Regions from separate parts of the Homo sapiens genome. Here region 1 is linked to region 2. The links are chromatin loops, found by intact Hi-C in ENCODE. Cell type or tissue: endothelial cell of umbilical vein. All regions are shown on one strand.

Evidence for each region. A loop is a pair of places that touch in the nucleus more often than their neighbours do. Peaks named below come from ENCODE experiments on the same cell type or tissue, not always from the same donor. Only the 100,000 strongest peaks of a DNase experiment are listed, where the experiment ranks them.
Region 1: it touches region 2 in a loop (2.2-fold over the local background); 5 of 110 quality-filtered maps call a loop at or near these places.

The regions. Positions count from the first base shown.
Region 1 is chr15:51,800,648-51,803,147 of GRCh38, reverse strand. All of the region lies in intron 8 of TMOD2 (tropomodulin 2), which reads right to left. Among named protein-coding and RNA genes, the nearest start is that of TMOD3, 28 kb to the left of the region's middle. In endothelial cell of umbilical vein, a CTCF peak has its summit at 1,558; a DNase peak (open chromatin) is centred at 1,557.
Region 2 is chr15:51,877,650-51,880,149 of GRCh38, reverse strand. The region is part of intron 3 of TMOD3 (tropomodulin 3); the gene reads right to left. Among named protein-coding and RNA genes, the nearest start is that of TMOD3, 49 kb to the right of the region's middle. In endothelial cell of umbilical vein, no CTCF peak of the experiment used is centred here; a DNase peak (open chromatin) is centred at 999; H3K27ac peaks cover 2,277 bases.

The DNA.
Region 1 (2,500 bases), 77 kb after region 2:
AATTTTGTTCCAAAATGCTAGCAAATTATCCCACCATCTTTTATTTCATTCTTCCCTGATTTGAATCTGCTTTATTGCTCTGCTAGTATATTTTTGTGCCAGTACCATACAATCTTGATTACTTTGTAATAAGTTAAAAATATATACCTTTTAAATTTGGAAAATTTAAGTATGGAGTGGATGAAGAAGAAAAGTTTATGGAGGAACTCTTGCGTCCCAAGCAAGTTTAAGGCTTATCTCTTTGCTTCTCTCTTTCTTGTCATCCAGCAACCCCTCAAACGAGTCTCTCCTCAAGAACTTAACACAATGTGGTATTTCCAGTTAGACAATAATAATTATGGTAGAGATTAACGCTCTAAGCATTTTGAGTAAATGGGAGGGAGTGGCAGCAAAAAAGTAAGAGATGCTGACCTCAGAGTTTCATGAGCAACTTTAGCAAATGACATAGTTTAGAAGAGTGGGACCGTATCAAGGGATGAGCCCTGAGCTAAGGTTAGGGCTGCCACTACTACGGCTTGTGCCCCTGGAGCATTTGAGTCCTGGACTTGGATAACTTGCAGTGTTAATGCAGTGGTCCAAAGTTACCCCAAATCACCTATATTCCCAAGTATCTGAGTCCCTCCTCTCCAAGTAGCTGGCTATTTTCCTAGTAGTTTAAATTCTGCTCAGCATCCTTACAGCTGCTTTGTTTTGCAATAAAAGACAAATCCACACTTATTCATCCTTGATTTGAATGTTCTATTTATATAGACGTCAACTGTAATTTCTTTAGGGTTTTCTCTATTTTGTAATGAACCTTGGATGACATTCTGGCAAAGTAGTGAAACAGAAACACCAACTCTGCTTTTATGTTAACTTAAACCATTAATATAATCTGGAATCAAAAATAGGAAATATTAATAATAGAATAATAGCTTTATTTTTTTTTGAGGGGGAGGAAGGAGATGCTAATAGCTATATAAAAGACTTAGAAGCTGAAGAAAATTAAATTGGGGGGCATATAAAAAAGGGGAGGAATTAATGTAACATACACTATGTTTCTTCCTCAGCCTGCATCTTTTTTTGGATTTGAGGTCTTACATAAACCCAGGACAATAGATGGGCATCAAAATTTCTTATAATTTGGATATACAGTCTTTATATATACTTAAATTATCTAAGTATGTAGTGTATTAAATTATATAACTTTTATTATGTTATATTATATTATATATATATTTTAAAGATGAGGTCTTGCTATGTTGCCCAGGCTGGACTCGAACTCCTGGGCTCAAGGGATTCTCCTGCCTCAGCCTCCTAAGTAGCTGGGACTAGAGGCCCAGGCTCTTTTTATATTTTAAGTCACCAAACACAAAGGGGGAAAAATAGAAACAAATGTTTAAGCATATCTTCAAATCGCCTTCTGTGTTTTTCTAAGTGACCTCTTTTATCTACTCAAATTTATTTAGCAGTTCCCCATCTGTTTCTTTAATATGCATCACCGATTGTTCTTCCCATGGGGGCACCTGATTAAATCACTGCACATTGACCTGGAGCCTAGCCACAGCAGCCTGCCCCCAGTGGTGGATTCTCAGCAGGCCTTCGCTTTGGTGCAGCTGCCCATTGCTGTGCTGTTAAATTGGTCTTGGCTTCTGGTTCTGCCTGAGGAAACTGTCTTACAGATTATTTTATTTCAAACCCCTCATTAGATAGATAAGGAAACTGAGGTTACTTCTAACAGTCTATGAGTCAATGAACACAATTTGGATGCAAGACAAGTTTTGACCCCGAATTCCCTCATTTCTCAAGTAAAGCAAACAATTTTTTCCAATTCCTCTAGAAAATCTTTTCTTAGAGAGAGAGAGAGAGAGAGAGAGAGACAGGGTGTGTGTGTGTGTGTGTGTGTGTGTGTGTGTGTGTGTGTGTGTGTGAGAGAGAGAGAGAGAGAGAGGGAGAGAGAATGAATATACAGGGTCTAGGTCTGTTGTCCAAGGTGGAATGCAGTGACACATCCATAACTGACTGCAACCTGGAATTCCTGGGCTCAGGTGATCCTCCTGTCTCATTCTTGCAATGCATTGGGATTACAGGTGTGAGCCACCACACCCAGCCTCTCTAGAAAATCTTAATCCTCCTTGTCGTATACAAATAAAGAGACGCCAGGCTAGGCGCGGTGGGGCTCATGTCTGTAATCCCAGCACTTTGAGAGGCTGAGGCAGGAGGATGGCTTGAACCCAGGAGTTTGAGAACAACCTGGGAAATATAGTGAGACCCTGTCTCTACAAAAATTTAAAAATTAGCTGGGCATGGTAGTGTGTGCCTGTAGTCCCAGTTACTCAGAAGGCTGAAGTGGGAGGATCACTTGAGCCAGAGAGGTGGAGATTGCAGTGAGGCCACACTGCATCATTGTACTCTAGCCTGGGCCATAGAGTGAGACCTTGTCTCAAAACAAACAAACAAAAAACAAACAAAAAAAAGAAATAAAGAGAAGCCATTTCAGAAGCAAAATGAAATACTAAAG
Region 2 (2,500 bases):
CCGAGAAACATCTAACTAGCAAACTGCTGGAATAATTTCATATGACATAAAATACCTTTCTAAACATGTATTAATTTAAATTAGTCTTATATCAATATCAATTAGATTTTAAAATCTTAGTGACTATGAGATGTTGATAAATTCAATAGATCTCCCTTATAATGGTTAGTTTGGTTTGTGCTCTCAATGTCTTGCAGGATGAGAAACATAATAGACACACATTAATTCCTTATTCTTGTTGCTCCTAGAATTTCTTCTTCGTGTGTGTGTGTGTGTGTGTGTGTGTGTGTGTGAAAGACAGAGAGAGAGAAAGAGATTGCCAAAACAAACTAGCAACCTAGGAAGACTAAAGACCACATAGTCCCAAGTATCTCTGTCAGTGTTCCTTAAACTCAGAAAATGAAGACTGGTTAGTCATGAGTATTTTTGAAAAAGCTCCAAAGGTGATTCTAATTCTTACTCATTTAGGTTGGTAACCACTAATCTGTATAATATCAGTCCCTAAAAGATGAAGATGAGTTATCCTGAGTTGATCTAATTTTTTCTTCTGCTTGAAATATGGTCAAAAATAAAAAAATCCAGATTTATGACTTTTACTACTTCCATTTTTTAAAATAACATAATGTCTAAGAAAACATTTTTACCTTTCAGTAGATAGCATTCTATCTAAATGACTGTAATTTCCTTATTTAAGATAGCAAAATCCAAAACTCAAATTTTTAAAAACTGAAATTATAATTCTTTACCTAGTAGGAAACTATAAAAATAAACAATGATGAGATCAGAAAAAAAAAACTCTCAGATAAGTATGAAATGATACATCCCCCACCCCCAAGTTACACAAAACAAACAAAAATAAGGCTGAACCTTGGTTGCTAAGAGCGTTGAAACAGTTTAGCAATGTTTCTGCAACTACAAAACAGCAGCTAAGGAAATGGAAGACATTGAGATAAGAATTCATATAACAGTAATTTAAATGTATGGCACTTATCCAAACTCATGTGTGTTCCAAGAAAAAAGAAATATCCTGTGCCAAGATCCTTGTTATTGTCACAAAATCAGTAAGAAATACTGTGATCCATGTTAACAATTCCATTGCCAGGACCTTTCTTTACTAGTCCTTATCTCTTTTGCTCTGATACCAAGTTACAGCTGCAACAAATGTTAAGAATTATCTTAGTCATAGCTCCCACCCTTGCTGAGTATATAAAAAATATAATAACAAGAAACAGAGGTGGCTCTTGGTTACTTCATTCCTACAGAGTTGAAAGGCCCTAGCTAACTTTACTGTTTGTTTATAAACTGCCTTGTTCCAGAAAAGATTGAAGGACACTACTCCACTATAATCTCCAAGAGGCTTTGTGATATGTTGTTTGACAAGCAGCACAAAAACCTCAAACCAATCAAACTAAAGAATGAGGGGACACAGCCTAGAAAGACATTTTTGTTTTGATCCAATGATACACACAACACCTGCTTGATGCTGCAACATGGTCACCAATAAATGCTTAGTTAACAAATGTTTAGTGAGTTTGTATATACTAGACAATGAACTAGAAAGACACCATAAGGAAAACAAAACAAGAGATCCTTCACTTTTGGGAGTTAATACTTTAACAGGGAAATAGAACAGCAACTGAATCCTATTCTGGAGGTTCCTATGTCAAGATGGGGTAATAAGGACAGAATTTACCCACATGCCTGAAACAATTAAAATGGACAAAATATATGAAACAAGTTTTACACACACACACACACACACACACACACACATATATTTTAAAGAGATGGTTCTTGTTATGTTGGCCAGGTTGGTCTTGAACTCTTTGGCCTCAAGCAATCCTCCTGCCTCAGCCTCCCAAAGGGCTTGGATTACAGGCATGAGTTACCATACCTGGCCAGAAACAACAGTTTTCAAGACACTGGCCATCAGGCAACAAAGGACAGTGATCCCTATGATATGGGAAAAACAGAGGTGAGCCCTGTGATTACCTAGCTTATTGTCTGGAGAAAGGTTCCAGGCTGCAGATCAGGGAGCAGAAATTCAGGCAGAGCCTGGTGAATGCTGAGCTGCAGACACAGCTGAGGTCCAGAAAAACCAAGGCAGCCAGTGTTTGAAGGATAGGGAACCAGAAAGGAGGGAACTGCACAGAGAGGGAGCCCAGGAGTTGTGCAGAGGGTCACACTGAGTGTTCAGCATAGCACCGACTGGTACATGTATGTGAGGAACTACCTTGAGCCAAGGGAAAAAAAAAAACTTCTGAAAGCTTAGAGGTAATAATGCCCATGTTCATGCAGAGCTGGGAATAGAACCTGTTCCCACCAGCCAGACTGGAAAAGCTCACAATTCACAAGGCTCACAATTGGGTAGGGAACTCAGAAGGGTCTTGCCTCAGTATTGGGGAAATAATTAGCCCTAGACTGAACACTGCTCTAGTCCCACCTAACACATCTTTTTTTTTTTTTTTTAAGACAGAGTTTTGCTCTCGTTGCCCAGGCT